Linked DNA regions of Homo sapiens: regions 1 and 2 are each linked to region 3. A link is a loop called in an ENCODE intact Hi-C map of the cell type or tissue named here. Cell type or tissue: A673. All regions are shown on one strand.

Region 1 (8,000 bases), 130 kb before region 3:
CCCCTCTGCCAAAGCAAGGAGATTTATCTGAGTACAAGTAATGGAAGGTGACAAGAAGAGGGAAAATATGGCCAGGAATCAGCTACATTTGATGAGACAGTGATGTCTGGAGGAGTCGGTGACAAAAAAAGAGGAAAATCAGAGCACTGTCACTCTGCAGAGCACGGCCAGCAGCACCTGCAGGTGATGTATGATGATACAGGCCCCCGTGTGCTACCTTCCTAAACTGGGCTATGTCAGCCTCTCATGAACAAGCAGATTTATTGTATTGTCACTGCTGCATCAACGAGCAAGGAAGTTGTAAGGATTGTGGGTAATAGAGTTTTATTTTTTTCTGGTTAAAGCCAACAGCCTACCTCCTTTGTCTCAGCAAGCAGGGGACTCACAGACAGAACAAATTGGAGTTTATACATACACTGATTATATTCCTATCCTTCCATGTTTTGTTATCATATGTTTTTGATTTTTGTTGTTACAAAAATAATGAAAATAACACAAATTATAGTAATATATAATATGTGAAGAATAAGCTTTATCTTCTGTGTTTCCTGCTGTTCCTATATTTTTACAAATTATCTATGATTACTTATATTTTTAGTTATTGTGAGCTAATAATAAAATACACCTGGGGAGAGAGTTTGTCAAGGTGCAGAGGGGAGTGTTTGTATACTCTTGGTGGCAAAGTCATTTGGTGCATTGTTTTAGGAGACAGTTTGGAAATATGTAGTTGAATTTAAAATGTGAACTCCCTTTGATCATGCAATTTCACTACTAGGAAAACTCTTCTACTGATATGCTTGTATAAACATGCAAAGGTAGATAGAAGGATGATCACAAAAGTGCCCTTTAGAAATGAGAAATTGAAAACAAACTAAACATTGGTCAGTAAAAGAATTGATTAAATAAATTATAGTGCAACTTCACGATGAAATATTACTCAGTATTAAAACAAGTAGTGTGCATTGAAAAAAGCAAGCCCTAGAACAGTTTGTGGTGTATAATTCCATTTTAAAATATATATACATGTGTGGATCCCAGTAATGAGCACCTGCAGTCCCAGCTACTCGGGAGGCTGAGACGAGAGGATCCCTTGAGCCCAGGCATTCGAATCCAGCCTTGTCAACATAGTAAGGCCCTGTCTCTAAAGAAGAACAAAACATTACACACACACACACACACACACACACACACACACACACACACACGTATGTATGTGTATATTATTATATATACCTGTGACATTTCTGGAAAGGAATAAAAAGTTGGAACTATCACTCTGGAAAATGTAACTGAGGGGTGGTTGTAGAGGCGAAAATTAGATACTATTGTACAAGGTGAAAACATAGTACCAGCATCTTTTACTTATGTAAATTTTAAACACTCAAAAATAAAAAGCGAAAGGGACTATAATTATCTTTCAGGATTTGTTTTGAACACAGACTGCCTCAAGATAGGTAGGTGACCCAAATGACTAACTGAGGAACATCCTTTCATGTGATCTTATCCCCACTGAGTAGGTGTTTCCTTTCTTCTTTTTACATTCAGTATAATTTTCAGCAACTGCAAAATATGTCAAGAAGGGGGAGAAGTAAATTGAGTAAAAATGGTTGTATGGAATTAGAAGAAAACACCTATAAATGGTAGGGAAAAAAGCCTTGTTGACAGTCATCAACCAAGAGGAGTGTACCATCTACTTTGAAATTTTTTCATTTTATTTTAAATTAAAAAAAATTTTTTGAATGGCTGGAGTTCTAGCAGCCAACTCGCTACTCTTGACTGCCTTTTCTGACTATTTTTGTCTGAAGCTACTGACAATGCTATTTTGACTGAACTCATGGTCATTTCAACCACATTTAATTCTCAAGAAGTAGAAGTTCTTGTTAATATTCTTTCCCATGTATAGCTGTTGCTGATGTTCTCGCAGGTGAGGGGGAGCCAAATTGTTTAGAAAGAACAGTATCTCCAGTTCTTGGAAGGATTTTGAGCTGAGAGACCACCAGAGATGTCACCACTGTTTGATGTTACTTGCAAAAAAAAAAAAAAAACAAATTCTTTTCAAGAAGCCTATACATAACTGGTTAAAGTGAACTTTTTGATTGAATGAACACTTTATTAAATTGACTACTTCGCTGGTATTGTGAAGTATTTTCTATGTGTTAGGTCCTGCTAGACACTGGGGGTATAAAGATAAAAGTACGTATTCTTATGAACTTTACAATATAGTTGGAGAAGTAAAGACATGATCCACAAATTACAATATAACATGTTAATTGCAAGGAAGTGAGTGGGTACAAGCTGTAGTCAGCAGGAAACACACACGCTGATATTTATAACTGAAAAACACACGGTCACTTTAGCTTATTAATTAGGCTGGAAAGAATCTACTATGTAGAAACCATCCTAAGCATTTTCTAAGAGGAGCTATACGTTGTTGTAAAATCAAAACCTAATGGTGGGGATGGTGATCCTGGAGGGGAAAAAAAAACATAGAATGTCATGACTGTCCATTTATGACACTCATCCTGTTTTCATTCTTGGAAGGTCCTCTTTTTCTCCAGATAATGTTGCTATTAAAAACTCAGTGTCCTTTTGTGTAGTTTTACAACTTAGGTAATTGAGAAATATTTTCCTTCTGAATTTTGCACAAGAAACAGACAATTAGATTTGCACTGCTTGCAAAAACTTAGGAAATTTTGAGGCAAAAGTAGTAGTTATTAATGAATAAACAAGAGAGCTTTTGACATCATTAAAGACCACTAGATTCCTCCTTCCTGTTTTAAAGCCTTCCACACTTCTCAGTTCCATTTACTTTTAATTATATGATTATGAATAAATCACATAAAAATAATAGATCTGGGTACATTAATTATGTATTGAAAGACAAGTAGATCCAACAGATTAAACAGAATAGAATAAGTGTGTGTATTTAGTGATTTTTGTTTGGCTGTCTGCTCTAACAAGCACCACCCAAATTTACTGTTGTGTGCAGAAAAAAGAGAGAAAAAGGAATGTGACAGGTAATTCTAGGACTGTGTTGAACTGAAAAAAAATTACATAATTAAATAGCTCCAAGGTGTACTGTATAACAGTTCTTATTAGTTCTCTAGTTTGATATTTGGGGCCCTTCGGAATGAATGTGTTCTAGCTTTCTAGAAGGCTTTGGAGTTAGCCTTGCGCCATCTGCTGGATCATGTTAGTATTTGCATCTGCACTAGAATGGGGTGTTGGAAAGACATTCAGATTCACATTTTAATGTCTTTTGCTACTAGCCATGGCAGAGGATCCCCCACCATTTTTTTTCCAGCTTATAGCATTTTCCTCTGAATGTGCTTTATCTTCTCTCTGTCTTTGCTGCCAGGAAGATGCACCTAATTAAGCAAATTCCATTTGTTTTTCAGATACGGTGTGTCTAAAATATGGCCTCTGCAAACAAATGAGATGTAGAGGACAGTGGGCGGGTGCACAGATCTGAGCCTCCTCCCATGTGCTTGCTTGGATGCTTATGTCTGTAGGCAGGGGACAAAAAACATAGTCAGATAAGCTGAACTACTAATGTCTTATTTTATTCTTTCTGTTTTTATAAAACATCTTGTAAATAAAGGTGTCCTCATTAGGTTTTATTCGGTAAATGAACTTTGTCTGATATAAGAAACAGGGAAATGTTCTGGTAAAGAAAAAAGGAATTGCTAAAACAATGAACATTTAAATTATTAGGTTTACAGAAAGATCAACACTTGAAATTATGACTGATAATTTCTTATTATTCTCTGATAACTAGACTGCTTTTGAAAACAAATCATTGGCTAAACATTTCATGAAATTCTCTCAAGGACTGGGATGAATTCCAAGATGGCTTCATTGTTATATGTAAACAAAGGCAAATAAGCAAAGCTGCAGAAAAATGCCCAGAGGACATTTTCTCACTGGATAAACACATGAGGTCTTACTGGTCATGGGTTAACTACTTCACATATTTTAGATCTTTAAATTGCTGGAGCACTCACATGGGAAACAAGTATAGCCACTGTTTTTATGATGAAGATTTTGCCATAATTTCTTTGTTTATCCTTTTGTCATTTTGTGTGCATTGTGGTACTCGTGGATGAGTGTTATTGGTATTTCTAACTGCACTGTAAGTCTAAAAAACTGCAGTATTCCCCATTTGACTCACCAGTCCCCATTTAACAAGTTAGGAAAAGAAATGAATTTGAGACACTGAGTTCCTGTCTTACAAATTGTGGGATCTCATGGAAAATACCAAGTCAGACAGCAAGTTAGCATTTTACACTTTTAGGATAATAGGTCAGCAGGAATGCAGCACAGGAGAAGGTGCAAAGGTCCAGAGACTAGGGACATAAGGATCTGACAGCTTGCTGCAGTCTTGTTATGCAAGATCAGCTGTTCAAGAGCAAATCTGTTAAATCTCACATTTACTTCTTGTCTGACACTGGGGTTGGCCACTCAGCAGATGCAGATGACAAGAGGAAGGCAACTGTAACAAAACAGAGCCTTGCATGTCAGGGAAACTTCTGTCATGGCCCGTTTTCATTTAACCTCAGCACTGAGTCCCATTAGAGGAGCCCTCTAAACACCTCTCTGAGCTGCTTTGATCTGAAAAGACTGAGTTTCATGAAACTTGGGGAAGAAATAGAAAGTATGTATATGAATAACTATGGGTGAAAAGTCTTGGATGAGGCCACTTTCAGAAGACATTTGTTATTTCAAGAGTGTTTGATTTAAATAGGAGAGTAATAGAATAGAATAATAGCGATATAAGTATATAGGAAGTAAACTCCATCATTACTAAGTAAACAGCTGCCATCAGCAACTTTTCTATATAGTCACAGCACCTTTGAGGGCTCTCTTTGCAGCAACAAATGATAGGAATGGAAATTGGTCCCTTCCTTCACCATATATGTACAGGTGATCCTTATTATTTGCGGATTCTGTGAATGTTGCGTATTTGCGACTGTTGGGGAACATGGAAATCTACAGTTTAAACGAAGTTCCTAGATGATTCCTACATTATAACATTTGCAAACATAATTGTAGGCTCCAAAAACAGAAGCTTAGTCATTGACAAGCTGTGGTCACATGGGAAGCTCAGTACAGCCTTCTTTGTCTTCCCCTACCCCTCACTCCAATGGTAGATACTTATAATGTCTGGAACTTGGTGGGTTTATGGACCTTTGAGGCAAAAAGCAGACAAAACACTGGTGAGTTCTCTTCTTAGGAGTTGTTATGGATATCCTAGATCTTGTCTTTGGGAAGGCCTAGAAAGTCAGAGATCTGAAGCAGACAGAGTAAAGTCACTGACAGCTCCAGTCCCCTCTACCCGATTTGAGATCATGGTCTTTATGCCTCCACAGCTCTGCTTCATGAAGACAGATGGGGAACAACCCCAGTGCATTCAGTTCAACCATCACCCTGTGCCTGGCCCTTCCAGATGTACCCTCAATCCTTTACCTCTAGCCTTCTCTTCCACCACTCTCCTCTCACTTACTTTGCTCCAGCTGGACAGGCCTGCTAATTGGTCCATGAACACAGCGCACTCATTCCTGCCACAGGGCCTTTGCACTTAAACTTCCCTGGGACTTCACATGCCTGGTGAGACTCTCACTTGGTTTAGCTCTGTGCTCATATGTTACCACTCAAGAGGCCTTTCCTGAATGCTCTGTCACTCTTCCTGTTACACTGTTTTATCCTTTTTTTTCCTATCTCTCACTAATATTACATGGTTATTTTAAAATGTCTTTCTTCCCCACCACCCTTCTCTTCAGAATGTAAACTTCATGAGGAAACTGTCTTGTTCAACTCTTTATTCTTTACCTGCTCCAAAAAATGCTTGGCATATGGTAAATCCTTAATAAAATAACAGACTGACCGAATAAATATTTGTCCATAAAGTGTTCTTTGGAAATCCCTTGGCCCATTATCATTCCTGTTCACCTAGTTAAAGGAATCCGGAATTTGATTAAACAAATCAGTTTATGTTGCACTAACACGTGTTCACGTTTAGAACACATTATATTTAAAATTAATAGAAAGATACTAACAGAAAATAAAGACAGTGCAGGGCACATCTGTGAATGCCTCCAGGGAAAACATCCTGTTACAGAGGGTCTTGTAGAATGTAGAGTAACTCCATATATACATTTGGGGGTTCTGTAAATGGTCACAGGGCACCAGGAAGCAGGAACAACATGAATAAAAGCAGTATGTTTTAGGAAACTGGGAGTAACTTCAGGTGATGAGAGATAAGGACACCTGGGGAGAAGTGGCAAGAGATGAAGGTCCAAAGATAGAGGAAAGTTAAGAATAGTTTTGCCTAGTGTGCAAAGTACTCTACTCAATTTAATTTTGAAGAAATGAAAAAAAATCAAAAGTTTTTAAATGCAATCATGACTGTGTTTTAGAGTGATAGTGGCGGCAGTGGGTGGTAATGGATCAGAACAATTATGTTAGAATTAGCGAGGAGAGTTAGGAAGCATCGCGGAAATACACACAGAGTACGGGGCTGGTAGCAATGAAGGAGGAGAGGGAGAAATCATGCTGAAGCGGAATCAGTAGGATTTGGAGATAGTTTGGATGTGAAAAAGAATGGTCGTAAGCATCCCATTCAATAGTTGTTCTTTCCTTTGGGTATGAGATGAGTGGAGTGCCCTACCAAACAAGGAAATGCTTCAGAATCACCAAAGAAGGAGGAAACCACAGTTTTTAGTCTTGAAGAGTAAATAGTGGAACTAAAGAAAACCAATTGTTAACATATCAGGGCCAAAGATATAGAACATATGATTATTCAGGTACCTGATAGTTTCTCTGGAACAGATCCATGATAACATGTGTATTGAGCAGAGATTTATAGGAAAATGTCAGATGATAATTAATTTGAATGCAATAAGAAAGATTTGAAACCAATAACAGCTAACAGGAAAAGCTGATTTAAAATATGCATTTAAAATGAGCTGGGCATGGTGGCGCACACCACTTGCACTCCGGCCTAATGACAGAGTGAGACTCCGTCTCAAAAAAAAAAATGCATTTATGTTATAACAAAAGTACCTTAGAGAAAGAAATATGCACTTATACCAATTAACAATATACTCCCATTCCACTTTCATTAAGTTAATTATTGTTAGGAGTACCTCTGCTGATCTAGCCAGAGTTTTATAGCTTCTTCCTTACGCACTCAGGTGTAGCAATAGAACTGAGCATTCAATTCTAGGCACTTAAAAAATAAAAAAGGAATAGAGACTTATTTGGTAAATAGTGGCAGCCACTGCCTGCCTTCACTCCCTGTCCCATGGCCAGACACTCTGCATTCAAGGCAGTTTCCACTGGAATGAATGAGGCTGGCAAAGGATGCAGGCTTAAAAGTACCTCCTTGACTGAGACTCAACAGCAGTAGGTGCCAAGGATCCTGTTCATGAGGGAAAGGGCGGGGCATAGAGGAGCAGAGCTGGGTTTCTGGACACATGTATATAGTATGTTAATTGCAATAAATTCAGTCTTCAATCTTCTAAAATGCTCACCTTCTCAGCTTCTGAATATCAGACATGTGGGTTTATCTCTCAACAGTTTATTCAGTCTTAAGAGCTACTCAGAGAAAAGAAGATTCAACTGATTTATCTTGTTGAGGAGGACAAAGAGTTAGGTACCTTGTGCTCACCATTTTTTTATGGCTAGGTTGTGCTCATTGTTCCAAACTATCTGAGCTTCACCATACATTTTTAAACAAAAATAAACTCAATATCCAGAACAAAATATGTTTAATATGACCTTCCCGTGCCTTTTGTATCTTTCATGGTGAGGTAATTGCATCAATTCTTTTAGAAAATTCTTCTCCATAATTAGGCGGATTCCAACTTTCCTTTTCTCACTTTCCCAGTGGAGATCACCAACAATAAAATCTCGAGAACCTCCCTGTACAATTATTAACTATTACTTGCATCTTTGAGAGGCCAAATACAATATTTGGAGTGGTGAACTGGAGCTTTCAA
Region 2 (8,000 bases), 710 kb before region 3:
AGGCATATAATTTCAAGCCTATGAATACACTCAATCTCAAATTAACAGTATCATTTGAATAAACTCCTGCATTTGTTGTAAATTACAATAAAACCAGTTACCCCAAAACTTAGCAACTTAAAACAACAAACAGGCATTATCTTACAGTTATGCTGTATCAGGAATCTGGGTGTGGCTTAGCTGGGTGCCTCTGGCTCAAGATTTCTCATGAGATTGTATTCAAGCTAAGGCTGTCTTCTAAGCCTGTGATCTCCTGTAAAAGCTCAAATGGAAACCAAGCACTACATGCATGAGTGATAATTAAACGTGTATTGTTTAAGTGACTGGGTTGACTGTTAGACAGAAGTTTGAGCCAGTGGTTAAACAACTGCCAGATCCAAATGACCAAGATCTCAGAAAAGAGGTTTAGATTGTAAGCCATCCCATATCACTTCAGCTGAAACTGTTTTTCTCCCCCCAAATTCCTATACATCATGTGCCTAGACAGCTTATCTGCCAATGATCAAATTCAATATCATATTGTTAATTATCTTTTCAAGTTCACAGATTGTGTCCCACCTAGATCATAAAATTGTTAACTATGATCTTTTTGTGCTTTGTAGATGCAGGCATTCAAGAAAAAAATTTATTAGATTAATGATTGGATAATCCAAAGGAAATAGATTATTCTAGCCTAATTACATCATTAATTGAGACTGTTAAACTCTTGCCATTCTGTGTTTCTTTTTAATATATTTCACATTCATCATATCTGAGTGTTTCTACTAATAAATACTTGAGCATCTCTGTTCCCTGGAATGGACTGTCTGGCCTAGTTCCCCCATTAAAATAATTAAATGTCTCAAGAGCTTTATTCTTAAAACATATGTGTTTATTATAAAACATCATTTAGCACCTCTGTAAGGAAACAGAAATTTAACCACCTCAACCATTTATATTAATCAAAGGATATCATCAATATCTTATATACTTGCAGCCAAAGGAACAGTGTCAGAAGATCAAAGTTTTATCCATTTGAAAGATTATGGCAGACACTGTGGCTACCTAACCAGCCATCATCTTCCCCACACCCTCCTTTATTTCTTTCCAGCAGAACTCTGAATTTAATTGTGTTGCAATTAGACGACAGACTCAGAATTTAGAAGTAAGACTTTGCTGTTCATAAGAAACACATTTCAGAAAAGAAGAGGGAAAGAGTTCACCGGACAAGGACTGAGAACACCCACACCCCAGTTCCTGAAGGTATCCCAATTATAGCCTGTCTTTTATACTGACATATTCCCAAGGCACCTTTCATAAGTTTCATGTGGTCAGAAGGGAAGCAGTATCCTTGTGACAATCAGGTAGGGAAGATGAAACCTCAGGATGTTCAGCAGGTTGGGGAAAAGAAACCTTTAAGATATAAATAAAGAAACTTCAAAACAGCTATTTGAAAGGATACGTATAAAACAAATTTGAAAGTCATAGTATTTATCCACTCAAGCGTGCAGAAATTATCAAGGGGTTGCATTTGTCTAGAAGAGTAAAAATATTGTAGATTTACAAAGAGATGGCAGTATTCCTCCCAGGAAATAAAAATTATGAATGTCTTTGTTAAAAGAGTTCTTTATTTTTTAGCAAACATCATGTGAAGTTCTGTGTATGATGGATGGGCTGATTTTGTTAACATGAGCTAGGATACCAGGAGATTAAGGGAGGCCCCTCCTCAGGTCCCTGTGGTGAAATAATAGGTCTAAATTAATCATTGTGGACACATTACATTTGCAGTGACCGGTTAGGAATGAACTTGTAAATAAGTCCTTGCTGTTAAATACGAATTTCTTGGTGAGCATAAGGGCATTTTTGTGTCCAGAAAAGAAAATCTATTTGTACATTTACTTTTATTTAAAAAATTAAAATTCATTTTATTAAAATCACATATATAAAAAAACAGTTCTCTTTAAACTTTCAGGTTATAGAGTTTATGATAATTCTACTAATAACCTAGCATGTTTTAATAATTGGTTTTAAAGGTCCTTTGATTAATGCTTGGCATCACTTACAAACTTAAACAACTTTAAATACTTCAAACTGTATTTATAAATTAAGTGTATTCAAAATTTAAAATATTTAAATTATTTTACTTATAAAACTTGAGTTCTAAAACAGCTTTATATTTAATAAATTAAACTTATTAGCAGGATTAATCATACATTCTCATGAATGTTTCAACATTGTCTATAAACCTATTAAGATTTTATCATAAAACACAAGCCAAAATTGATAACTATTTTATATTTTAAGGGGAATAACAAAGCTGACTTGTAACTCTACAGAAACGAATTCCATAAGAATTATTATATAAACCATCAAATATGCTGTTAACATGATGGTTAGATTATCTTAAACTTTTTATCACTGTCTTAGCCAGCTTCATGTTGCTATAACAGAATATCACAGACTGGGTGATTTATAAAGAAAATAAATTTATATCTTATAGTTCCTGAGGCTGGAAAGTCCTATATCAAGGTACCAGTATCTTGTGTGGACCTTAATGCTATATCATCCCACAGGAGAAGACAGAAGGGCAAGAACATGTGAAGGCAAGAGATCAAACTCACAGCCTCAAGCCCTCTCATAATTGGCATTAATCCATTCATGAGGGTGGCACTATCATGATCTAAACACCTCCCATTAGGCCCCACATCCCAACACTGTTACATTGAAGATTAAGTTTCCAGCACATGCTTTTTGGGGGATACATTCAAACACTAGAAATCACTGAATTCTCAGTCTTCTCAAGGTTGAAAGGCACTTAACTATTAAGGTAATATTTATGTCATAACAGGCAATTTTAAGGAATAATTTCCCTCTCAGTTGCAATTGTTTAAATAACATAGATTTTAGCCTGGGTGTTGTGGCTAATGTCTGTAATCCCAACACTTTGGGAGGCTGACATGGGCAGCTCACTTGAAGCCAGGAGTTCGAGACCATCCTGGACAATATGGCAAAACCCCATCTCTACGAAAAATACAAAAATTAGCCAGGCATAGTGGCACACACCTGTAATCACAGCTACTCGGGAGGCTGAGGTATGAAAATCACTTGAACTTGGAAGGCAGGTTGCACCACTGCACTCCAGCCTGGGTGACAGAGTGAGACCCTCTCTCAATAAAAAAATTAAAATTAAATAAATAAAAATGTAAAACATAGAAGTTACCTGGATCACTAACTGGATTTTTTTTTCACAAGCCTTGCTAGAGTATTCTGAATTACCTTTATAATCTAAGAGAAGAATTTTAAAACTAAGGGAGTAGTAGGTCTCAGTGACTCAAAGTCTGCAGAATCTCTGTACACATTTATTACATAATTATATGTTGCATTTTTGCTCTTATACTGTGCAAATGTTTTCCCTAACACTAAAGATGACTAAATTTGATGCAATCTAATATTTTCTTCATAAGATCCCCAACTTTTCAGATACCATTTCTATGATATAAAATAGTATCTAATAGGATCCTGGAGATCTCTGGTGGCATTGCTTGATTATTCAAGGCACTTCCAAGATCATTTGACTCATGCTAACTAATGGCCCTTGAAGGCAAGCCTGCTGTGGGCCTCTGCAAAAATAAGAGGAGTGAACAGGAGGAAAGCCATTCTTCTTTAACTGGATGTTTTCCAGTCTAAATGTGGTTCCAAGAAGACCAAGAGACCTTTTGTGACCCTAAGGAGGCAAGCCTAAAATGTAGCAAACATGCCAAGGTTGACAGTGCTAAAATCTGCAGGCATGCTGCCCCTAAGCGTCTTATTACATGAGATATTACATGTCTTTTTGCTTAGCCACTTTCAGTTGTATTTTTGCTACTTGCAGCCCAAATCTCCCTAATTAATAAAATAATCCATCAAAGCTTCCACATAATCAATGAGACAAGAGGTTCAATCCACATAAACGGGATAAACTAGACATAAAGAAGCATAATGGATAACCCCATATATCAAAAAATGCCACTAGTTTCAACATAGACATAGCAGTGTATCCCATGCAAAAGATTTATATAGAGTAGATCCAACGCAAAGAGGTCCTCAAGGCATTTATTATCTAGTGGTTATATAAAGTTAATGAAAACAATAAAAACAGATAAAAGCTACAGAGCTTATATCAATAGTGCCTCAATCTAAATACATAAGCAAATGGTCAGTTGGGCTACTATGTGTTCTGGATGTCTATGGTTTCAAACCAGCCACTCCAAAGTAGCAAAATTTATTTACTTATGAAGTTGGAATAAGGGTAGTGCTCAGCAGGGATGGCTTGTCTCTGGTCTATCAGCAACAGCCAGGGCATCTGAAGGCAGGATGTTGTAATCATCTGTATTAGGCGGTTCTTGCATTGCTATAAAAAAAAAAAATACCTGGCTGGGCGTGGTGGGTCATGCCTGTAATCCCAACACTTTGGGAGGCAGAAGCAGGTGGATCACTTGAGGTCAGGAGTTTGAGACCAGCCTGACCAACATGGTGAAACCCGGTCTCTACTAAAAATACAAAAATTAGCCAGGAGGTGGTGCACTACAGGTGGTACACTCTTGTAGTCCCAGCTACTCAGAAGGCTGAGGCAGGAGAATCGTTTGAACCCAGGATGTGGAGGTTGCAGTGAATCAAGATTGCACCACTGTACTCCAGCCTGGGTGACAGAGTGAGACTCTGTCTCAAAAAAAATTTTTAAAAATACCTGAGGCTGAGCAATTTATAAAGAAAGGAGGTTTTAATTAGCTCATAGTTCTTCAGGCTATACAAGAAGCATGGTGCTGGCATCTGCTTCTGTTGAGGTCTCAGGAGGCTTACAATTATGGCAGAAGGTGAAGAGGAAGTAGGCATCTCACATGGCAAGACTGGGAGCAAGAGGGGAGGGGAGGTGCCACACACTCTTAAACAGTCAGATCATGAGGGAACTCACTGTTTTGTGAGGATAGCACCAAGACATGAGGGATCTGCCCCCATAACCCAAACACCTCCCACCAGGCCTCACCTCCAACAATGGAGATAACATTTCAACATGAGATTTGAAAGGGACAAACATCCAAACCATATCACCATCCAAAAACCCAGTGTTCAGGGAGAACTCAAATACCTGGGAACTGTCACAGCTGAGGCTCCTGAGACATCTATTCCTGTGAGCCCTCTCCACAGGGTCTCTCCAGCATGCTGAATTAAGGGTAGCTAGACTTCTTACAAGATGAATGTCCCAAGAGGAACAGAGGCAGGCAGGAGCTGTCTTATTTTATGACCTAACCTTGGAAATCATGTGTAGCCTCAATTTCACCTCATTCTGTTCATCAAGGCAGTCACAAAGGCCCTTCTCAGTTGAAGGAAATGGAAATTGACTCTATCTCTTGAAGGACGAGTAACAGAAAGAGCATGTGGGACCAGAAATATTAATGCACCATTGCTGATACAGTCTACCCAACTATGACATCATAGTTGTTTCTCAGTTACAGCCAAAGTGATGTCTTCAAGGAGACAGATTTTTAATCAAATCTTAAAGAATTTGAGAGACCTCGACTGTCATACGAAGTCTGTTTTTCAAGATAACACTTTTTTAAAGCAGTCATATATGTGTACAGTGTATATCCAGAAGCAAAGAAACAGATAGTTCTACTGAGAACTTCTCAGTGGCTTCACTATCTTAATTTATAAATACCCCAAAGCCAATCCTTGTTCCCTTTATGTACATCATCCAAATAATCTTAAGAGTAAACATTGTGGAAGCTTTTTGTGACACAGAATTTGACTAAATAAACACAAATACCTTCAACCTTTAAACCTTTCCTCAAGCTTAGATGAAGCTAAGTTATAAATAAACTCCAGTGGATTTAATACAGAGAAAGAAGTCAGCCTTAAAGTTCTGGCTTTGAAATAAAATGCAGCTCTTTTATGTCAGGGACTTCTGTCCCTTGTGTTCAGCACACTATTGTAGTCTCCACCCTGCTTACAGCACTGCTTTGCAAATAATGAAATGAATGCATAAATAAATAAAACTGGCATCTATACAATGCTTTACAATTTATAAGGCACTTTCATATATTTTGCTTCACAATAACTTGTGACATAAATATTATCATTATTGGATCCATTTAATAAAACAGGAAAGGTGAGAAATCAGTAACATAAGTAAATTTCCTGAAGTCACAGATATAGTGAAGTGTAAGAAATAAAAGTTGAAACACAAATTCCTATTTTATCAAACAACCCATGCCCTTTTCACTGATTATTAATAACTTTTATATATTTTTATGACTTTCACTAGGGTATTAATTTCTGGCATGGATTTTTGCTTTGCTGACCCTCCCAAAATATCCCTGAAGTATGTAAAACTATCATCCTTGGATGCCACACCTTCACTGTCATGATTATTGTTAAATTTTTAATTACTACATATATAATCTTTTAGCTATTCATCTTTCATCTTATTTACTTGTTAATGTTTCTAACATTTCTTCAATGAATATTTTCAACACTAACAGCTAGGATATAACTAAAACTTTTTTTCAACCAAACATGGCTAAAAGCAGATTATGTAGGCTTCCCACTGTTAAGTCTGGAAAAAAATTGTAAAAGAAAGGGTCAGTAATCTAGCATCACGTTAATTTATCAAAGTAATGATAAATACTTAATACATGGAAATATCTAATAACAGAAACCAATTCTGTTACAAGAAAGGGCATATTCATATGCAATGAATGGCCATAATTAGGGTAAATTTGCATATTTACCTTTGGGAAGTTTTCTCAAGGAATTTAATTGGCATTTTGACCCAGAATATCTTAAAAAAGAGATATATAAAGAAAAATTGAAGGTTTTTCCAAATCCATGTATGCCAGAGTTTAGAAACTCCCTGGCACTCAGTTTTTCCATACATTAAGGAAAGAGTTAAATGTGATAGTGTGCTCTTAACAAGAGCCAATCATCATTTGAAGTGAATGATATTCTCCTCCTCGTTATTCTCCAAGAACAGAATGCCTCCCAGATCCCAGGCTCAGAGAAAACTATTTCATTGCTTAGACTTCAGAGAAGGAAGGGGACGGAGAGAATAGAAAAACATACATTACCTTGAGAGTTAACTGTGAAACAAAGCTTCCAGATATTTTCTGTTTAGGAAACATGGAGACTAGAATGTATCTTCAAGATAATACGCTCTCTCTTTCTAGGAGGTCTGTCTGATGGTTACACGAACATAAAGCAGACCTGGTGGATTGTATTGGAATCAAGGCTCCAAAAACCACAGTCAGTTTAACACTGCCTAGAAGTCTTGGCAAGACTCCTCCCTTTGTCTGTCTTTGGGGTAAGTGTTCAGAAGCAGGACTTAGGGCCTAAAGGAAAGGCCTGAATCCACTTACTGGAACTCTCTGTGTCTTTGGAGCATGAGAGAAAGAAGTCTTCACCCTGCAAGAAGGGCAAAAGCAAGGTAGAACAGCAGCATTTCATTGGGGACAAACAGGAGCATTTCACTGGGGACAAGCATTCTCAACTTGAGAATGAGGAGCGGGTCAAGGAACTAGAACAAGGTGTCATCATCTATGTGCTAGGACAGGTAAGTGGGAAGGTAAGTGATGAAGTCACAAACAAAGCAAGATCCCAGTTCCTGATAACTGACACAAACACAAACTCTAGATAATTTTGGGCCACCCAAATACTGCCCTAGATTCCTTCACTTTCCCCTCCCTGGAACAGCCACGTTCCCAAAGACTGAAGCAGCACACAGCCTGGTGGCGGAGGGAGCTGTTAAGTGATCTTAACATGTAAGTACCACAGGAATATTAAGGAACATGCAAAAGGAATCACTCTCATTACCCTAAATTGTCTCACACATGAAAGATCAGAAACCTCTATCAGAGCAGAGCTGCTGGTTGAATTCACTCTTGCCAAATGAAAAAACTACTGGAAGCTGAAGCCACTGCTAAAAGGACTGTTTTCCACCAGGGTCACTACTGAAGGAACAGCTGCTAGTTGGTACTGGGAGTAGCTGC
Region 3 (8,000 bases):
GGGCCGTGCCCGTGCATTGGGGATGCTGGTGGGGCAGGGTGAGGGGAGAGACGATGACAAGGAGTTCAAGGCAGCGAGAAGAAGGGGAAATCCTTTGAACAAAATGGCATGACAGCCCACTACATTTTCCCCAGGAGGAGGCTAATCCTCCTTGCAGCATAGAGCAATTTAAGAGTTCTGCTTTTTTCCTTGTTTCCTGTGAGGGATGGAGACTCCTCATTGCTGGGGTTTCATTATAAATGTGACCTCAACTGACATGGCATCTCTTAATAAGGGGCAAGTCCTTCATGTATTTTTGATAGTGCACCAGTGACAAAATCCCTCTCAGTTTAGCAGAAAAATACCGCAAGAGTAAATTGTCAATGACAATATCAGTATACTCACTGGGCTTCAGGGATTAAGTGAATAGCAGCCATGGCCAGACCCTGACATGGCTTCAGGCACTTAAAAAAAAAAAAAAAAAAGCGGTCAAATTAAAGCCACATATATGAGGGGAGGGAAGCCTTCCTACCCCAGCAGGGAGATACCTTGATTAAAGCTCAGTCTGACCTTCCTGCTTCATCTCCACAGAAATTGAGACACATTTCCTAAATGGCAGGACTTTACAGAATCATAATGAGCAAGGACCAGGATGCTTTGCGTTAAATTTCCATCTTCATTCCTGGAGCAGGCAAAGGAGAAAATAAGAGAAGGTCTCTATTATTTGTTATCAAAAGAACAATGCAGCCCTCCCCTGTTTCTTTTGTGCAGAGACAGAATTATCTATGAAACAAGTAATTCATTCCTGGCCCCTTTAGGTAGCTTTTTTTGCACAGCTGATTTCTTAGGTTATTATTACTTAGTGGATGCCAGTAGTTTGATGGGAAATCTCCTTTTTTGAGGGTAATAGGTATTAGTAAATAATTCACCCTGGAAAACAACCCAAGCTTCAGGGAATTTAAAACAAAAACAAAACCCAACAAAACAAATCTGTTTTATAGATAATAAGGGTAAAAAACAGAGGATTTTACTTTTAGGTTCTTTGATGTTTCATTAAATCAAAATTACTTAAATTACAAAATGCTTAAGTAGTCTATGCAGACAGTAAGATTTGAGATTAAAATAACTTTTACCAATTTGGAAAATATATTTACTGCAAAATTCAATTTTTCTTTTTGTGTGTTAAAATTAAAGACAATAAAAACTGAATTCTTATATTATTAATACCCTCCTAACTTTATTTCCATATGAACTATAGAACCTGGCACCTTTTTGGTACTCAGTCAAGATGAAAACATTGTAATTTAATTGCCTTGGAAACAAGGTTCTAAATTGTATAAATATATATATTTTTAAGTTGAAAACAGTACCTCTATCCATCGTATGTTTACATAAGCAGTACATGTTGCTGTAAGTTTTTGGTGAATATATACTCACCCAAGAGAGGAAGATAAATTTTCTGAGGGTAAACAATGCTTAATAAAGAGAAAAATTCTATCAGCTTGTGTAGAATGAGATTACATAATCTCGAACAGCTCTCCACTGTCCCCATTGTCATTTAACACATTCTTTATGCTGGGTCAGGTCTGTGTTCTTGCAAATGATAAGCATGTGTGCAGTAGAATCTCACCTGTGCCTGCATAGAGGAGGAATGTATTCTGTTCACATCAGTGTTCCCAGATGAAGCCAAACATGTTTGTGTTTAGCAGCCATTGGTATGAAAGGAAAAAAAAATCTGGAGTGGAGAACGGAAGCAAAACACACCAACGTACTTTTCAAAACTGAGGACGTGCTGCTCTCTTGTGGAAATCTGTATTGCCAACTTGTAAAGCCTGGGCTGAGTTGCTTATGATTTTCCTAGACAAGACCTGGTTTAAAGTGGTCCACTTTGTCAGAATCTCAGAACCATATCTGAAATTTGAGTGCCATCCATACACAGGATTTCATTCATCATCTTGATGCAGAATCAAATCTACACCTAAAGGCTAGACTTGACCATTGTTCTTTTAAAAATGTTCGTTACATCTTTGTATGCAATAGAGTGTCTGTTCTTTTTCTTCAACCACCTCCTCTTCTACCTGGCATTGGTGTCTTTGAGTTATTGTGAATAGAGTTTAAGGCTTTCTTGATACAATAAACTAGGGAAATCTGGACTTTTTTTTTTTAAAAAAACATAGTTAATTCATGTACAAAAGTTGAAATAAATGGTAGGCAAGTAAAAGTTTAAAAAAATTGTAGCCAACAGCTGAGGAGATGCAAAGGCAATGAAATTATCTTCTGTCTTCCCTCCATTTCCACCTCTGCTTTCAACTGTCCTTTTTTTACTTTAGCCTTTCCCTTGGCTCACAGAAGAGTTGGGATCATATTTATATACTTTGTCCTAACCTGAGATTTGCTGGGTATATTTGCCAATTTGTTTTTGTTGGGTAATTTGTATTCTTTATATATATTCTGGGTTCTAATCCTTTGTCTTGGAGGCACAATGGAAATAACTTCACTCAATCTCTTATATTTTAATTTTGTTATGCCTTTTGCAACAAAGTTATAAATTTTAATATTGCCAAAATTATTAATATTTTCCTTTATGCCTTTTAAGAAGACCTACCAAGTCCCCAGGAAAAATATATCCATTGTCTTATATTTTCCATATCAAACTTCTTAATTCAATATTTTCATTCATTCCATTCATATTATCCCAATGTATGCTTGTATGAGCATCTCTGTTCAAGTACGTATTTATTTTATAGATTTACAGTGGATTTATTGTACACTGAATTTCAAAACATAATACATACAGATTCTTGAACAGGAAATTTTCAGGTACACATTTAGTGCAATATAGATGGACAATTTGGATGATAAAGAAAGTATTTACTTTCTGTTGAAACGAATAACAATATTTGATTAGGTAAAAATATATAGTCACTAAGTTTTTGTAATAGCGTACGTGATGATGCTTGTATTCTATTCCACATTATTCCTAATGATGTGCTATTCAATGGCTTCTTTTTTCTTTTCTTTCTTTTTTTTTTTTTTTTTAGCATTTTGGCATTTGAGGATTATCTAAATTTTTATCATCCTGATTGACTATTTTTTAAAATTAGAAATTCATATCCTAAACTTCAGTCTGACATTCATAATGAGGCAGTCACCTGACACCATTCTCCTACATCTGTGGAGTTGCCCTGGTTTACTAATAAGAATTACAGACAAATATTGTGCTAGATGAATTCTTGAAAGGGGAGACTAAAGAATTAACAGTGTTTTCTAAGAATAAAATAAACAGCCTTCTTGACCCAGTAAATGAATGCCATTAGGTGATTTCTACTCAGTCTTTGTACTAGCAATTCAGTCTCAAATAGTGATGACTTTAGTGGAAGGATAAGGACCAATTATGAGAGACTCAGCGATAGTTCTTTGTCCTTGGGTTCTCAGGTGGTTTAGTGCTGCTGAGTTCATCTGTGGCATTCCTGAAATAACTGAAGCCTGAATTCCATTTCATAACCAGTACTGGAAAAAGTAAGGGTCCAAAGAGGAAAAGCATAGAAAGCCACATTAAGCAGTTACCTGCAATGCTACAGCCTGATGAGAGGCATGAGGTACTGTTACATGTCCTCTCTATTCTGGGCAAAAAGTGTTTTTCAGTTTCAAGTCTTTGTAAGGCTACACTTCCAGCTTTTACTTCAGTCAGAAAGAATCAGTGATGTGATCTCAAACTGCTGGGATTCTGAAATGGCCTAATTTTAATTCAAAGTAGTTTTCTTTAGCATAAAAAGATGAATCATTCAGTTAGCATAAAGTGGTATCTTGGGAGGTATAGGAACATGATCCATCTTCCATCTTGCATTGCTAACTGGTGTCTGTTTATCTTCCCTTCCCCTTCCATTTCAGAGGGCAGCAAAGCAGTTCTGTGCATTTTTAGATCCCCACTTTTGCTTGCCATGCATGTGAGCCATAAGCCAGAGTTGATCATCACAAGGCCACACTGAATCTGGTCCACTCACTGGTGGGGACTGGCTCCATGAGGGCTTGATTAATGAAAGCAAAGCAAGAAAGGGAGTGAGCTATACATCTGAAAATGCATGCTTAATAAAGATAGGAGAGTCTAGTCATTTTTTGTTTCCCCTTATCAGTCTCAGCTGTGATTCCTAAATCTTTCCCCGTTGCTTGTTTATATTTCCTTATTGTAGCGTTTTAAACCTCATTTTACCTTCCCATGGCCTTGCTTTTTCCTAGTCTTTTGGTTAATGTTCAGAAATTACACAATTTCGTTACATGTAGCATCCCAAGACTGCCATCTAGTGGAATAAATTGGTCAAGACAACTTTTTATGGTGATCGTTCCCAAAATTTAAATTGGGCACGGTGTCGCTTGAAACAGAAATTCCTCCTTTCATCACAGTTCAAAGCAATGTCTGGGCTCCAACTTATCAAATTCGTGTAGAGAAACTGAAAACTGCGTTTAATTGTCTAAAATGACTGCTGGATATATAACTATGTTTGCTGTTTTATTAAGTTCTGCAGAGCTTCTGAAGAGTTGTAATATTTGCTGTGAAAAGTGAGATGGTGAAACTAATGGAATAAATGGTTTTAGAAGAAAGGGTGAAATTAAGTGCAGGTGTCTTTCCTGGGAAGGATTAAAAATCACAGAGCCATTTTGTCCTAGAAAAAACTTTTTTCAAAAATACGTCGTCAACCTTCTCATTAACTGTATCACGTGGAGTATTTTCACTGTGACAGATGCTCTTGCAAAGACTAAAGGAACACGTAGCTATTCCTATGGTATAATATAGTATCAGATGGTTTTATTTATGTAATTCACTCATTTTTTTGCATAGATGAATGTATGTAATTATACAAGGGCATATTATTTGGCTTTCTTTGATCATCAATTAGTGATTTTTTTTGGAAGAAATTCGTCCTGATTGAATTCTGTGATTTTAAAATATAATTCTTGATTATAAAAGTAGCACAAGTTCATTACAGATAACTTGGAAAAATTCAGAAATAATTAAAGAATAAACAAGACACCTATAATTTGTTCTCCAGAAAAACCCTTTTTTATTAGTTTTATATATTTTCCTTCTTCAGACTTTAACCTCTTCATAGATGTAATATATTTACAATTTTTCTTTGACAAAATTTTAATCAGTTTGGTTCTTTTTAAAACTGATATTTCAAGATAAACATTTTTTCCACGTGATTCAAGAACTAAATTTTTAATGACTATAAAATAGTTTTCATAGTTTTATATGAGATTTATTTAACCAATTCTAATTACTAAAAGTAGAGGCTATTTCCAAATGTTTTTCTCTTATAAATAATGCCACCTTGAAGTGATGTGTATTTTGTTGAGAGTTTGATTATTTTCTAATGTCAGGTTCTCTTGAAATTTAAGGCTGTGGAGACACAATTCACCTCTCCGAAAAAGTGGAGCAGAGAAATACATTACTCTCCTTTGGGATTCATCAGCATTAAGAACAATGGACAGAAACAGAATTCACAACATTATGTGATGAATGTTTTTCTTCACATTTTATGAAATCTCCTGCTAGCCTTACTCTGCATTTACCTGTTAGACAAGCTCAGCTTTATGTTGTTGGATCACGAATTCCCTAAGAAGTGTGTGTAGAACAGGCTCCTTAATTTCTAGATGTACGTGATATATCTGTGGCTTCTCAAACATCAACTAACAAAGGCCCCTTGGCAGTTTTATTATGAAGAGCCCAAATGGATCCTCTTGTTTTTTATTTAAGTCAATTGCCCATTTTTCTGTCAGAGCTGCTAGGCAAAACAGGCTTGGCAAGTTTATCCTCAAAACCATTTAGAGTAATTTGTGAGGGAGATTGGAGACACTTCAGTTGCCCATCAGCTGCTTTGGAGTCAATCACCATGGTGGAGGTAAATTAATCTCATGGCTTTCTCTCTGGAGAAACCTTTGTGCAAACAGTCTTGTCAAAGAGAAATGTGATGGCTCTCAGTAATATTAAATAGAAGTTGAAGCAGGTTTTCTTTAAGCTAGACAAAGCTACTGTTGATTCTTACAGTTGATTGCCAGCCTTGCCTTGAGAAGATCTGGAAATACTGAATCATCTAGCTCTTAAAGGCCTGGAATTTGGAATATGTCCACGCAAAATATTTGAGGTGTGGTATTGCCAATTATAATGTTGCGGTTTGCTAAAGAAGTTCTTGATGTTTTATGTGCAAAAACATAATTTTTGGAAACTCAGGCAACTAAGAGAAGCTTAAAATTGTTTAAGCCAATTGACTCTATCATATGAATAAGCATATTTTACAATGCAGTGGTTTTATCCCAGGAAACAGGATGGAGCTCAAATTATACAGTTCAGGCCATCCCAGCCTGAAATATATATTCTTTTTGGTGGTTTTCCATTGTTCTTTGAAAACTTGACAGAACTTTTTGAAAGTGGAAGAAATAAAGCTGGAGTAGGCCAATTTTGCTCACAAATTCACTGAGCTATACTCACTAGATAAGTCATCATTAAGTCTGTACATGGCACAGACATCTTTGTTTCTTAAAGAACACTTTTTACTTTTAAAATGATCCTTCTTTTTCCCCTTGGAAGGCTTTATGTGAAGACAAGAAATTTTGGATTCACTGTACCCTGCTCTGTATTCGAGGTAAATAGCTCAGACTGGAAGTGTTTCTCCTTGTGATCTTAATGACAAGTAGGACATGAGCAGTTTAAATGCCTCACCCTGCAGGATGATGATAATAGCCTGAGTTTGTATGTATCTCATTTGATCCTTGCCCCAGCTGGTAAGAAAGGCAAGGCAGAAAGTAATCGGCCCAGTTTTATATAGGAGGATAGATAAGGTGACTTGTTTAGTCATATGACTAATGAGTGACACAAGGAGAACTCTCACTTAGACTTTAGTGTTTTGCTTCTCCTAAACTGCAGTTTGTCTTTTCTTCTCTTTCTTTTCTCATTTCCCTCCTCTCTTCTCTTCTTCACCTCCCCTCCCCTCCTATTCCTCTCCGTTCCTTTCCCGCACTACCCATTCCCTTTCCTTCTAGGAAAAGAACAGTTGCAAAGGTTCACTGGAGAGACTATAGAATCTCTGGACTAAGTGTTTCTATAAAGGCATGATTAGGAATGATTACATTTTCAAAAAGTGATCATAATCATATTTACAACTATTCTTCTATGTCTATACATGAAAAGACTTAGAGGTTAACCAGTTTCTAATCTGAGGTTATTTTTAAAAATAATTCAAGATATAAAATAAAAAAATTGTGTAAGCCTTTAAAATAAACAATTACTGCAGAGTTTTCCAATTTGGAATTTGTATGTATATTGGCAACATCTGTGTAGCTACTTAGTAAGAGCATAAATATAAATGGATGTGATAGGCTGAGTATGTCCCTCCCCAAAAAAGATCCCTAGAATCACCAAAGATACTATCTTACATGGTAAAAGGGACTTTGCAAGTGTGATTAAGTGAAGGATCTTAAGATGGGGAAGTTGTTCTGAATTTTCAGAGTTGGCCCAAAGCAATCACAAAGGAGGAAGGAAGATCAGAGATAATAGTAGGAAATGTGACAAGGGAAGCAAGAAGCTAAAGTGATGAAATGAAGGGGCCAAGGAGGGAATGCAGGAAGCCTCTAGAAGGTGAAAAAGGCAAAGAAAAAAATTCTCCCCATGAACTTCCAGAAGGAGTCCAGCCCTGATGTTCCCTTAATTTTAGACTTTTGTTCTCCAGTGTTTGTGTTGTTTTAAGCCACTAAATTTGTGGCTTAAATAATTTTAAAAATAAATCATTAAAATTTATTATTAAAATAAGATAATTTGTTATAGTAGTGTTAGACAACTAAAACAGTGAGAATTTATCTTAGTTTTTTTTTCAAAATCCAGAGCACCTTAGTCAAGCATATGAGTATCTAGTTTATTAAAGACAACACTCTCCTTCACTACATTGTTTTATGTAGATTTATGACATCTTAATTACTTGCTGAGGTTCAGTTTTTGTTTATTTGAAATAATCTTTTTTTATTATACT

What was found. Peaks named below come from ENCODE experiments on the same cell type or tissue, not always from the same donor. Only the 100,000 strongest peaks of a DNase experiment are listed, where the experiment ranks them.
Region 1: a loop joins it to region 3, with 2.9 times the contacts of the local background. A loop is called at or near these places in 12 of 110 quality-filtered maps.
Region 2: it touches region 3 in a loop (3-fold over the local background); 4 of 110 quality-filtered maps call a loop at or near these places.

What each region holds. Positions count from the first base shown.
Region 1 is chr7:11,209,095-11,217,094 of GRCh38, forward strand. No RefSeq gene overlaps it. Among named protein-coding and RNA genes, the nearest start is that of PHF14, 240 kb to the left of the region's middle. RefSeq lists enhancers at 3,082-3,131, 3,222-3,271. In A673, CTCF peaks have their summits at 3,176 (motif pointing left) and 3,376; a DNase peak (open chromatin) is centred at 3,167; H3K27ac peaks cover 1,105 bases.
Region 2 is chr7:10,632,738-10,640,737 of GRCh38, forward strand. All of the region lies in intron 1 of MGC4859 (a long non-coding RNA gene), which reads right to left. It overlaps LOC124901588 (a long non-coding RNA gene), which reads right to left and starts at 5,515. Exons shown (of 2, transcript XR_007060209.1): 1 at 5,105-5,515; 2 at 4,225-4,369. It overlaps LOC107986766 (a long non-coding RNA gene), which reads left to right and starts at 7,607. Exons shown (of 4, transcript XR_001745090.2): 1 at 7,607-7,772. In A673, a CTCF peak has its summit at 4,530 (motif pointing right); no DNase peak of the experiment used is centred here.
Region 3 is chr7:11,339,739-11,347,738 of GRCh38, forward strand. It overlaps LOC124901590 (a long non-coding RNA gene), which reads right to left and starts at 1,704. Exons shown (of 3, transcript XR_007060212.1): 1 at 1,610-1,704; 2 at 528-661; 3 at 1-443. In A673, CTCF peaks have their summits at 1,787 (motif pointing left) and 4,299 (motif pointing left); DNase peaks (open chromatin) are centred at 1,753 and 4,273; H3K27me3 peaks cover 251 bases.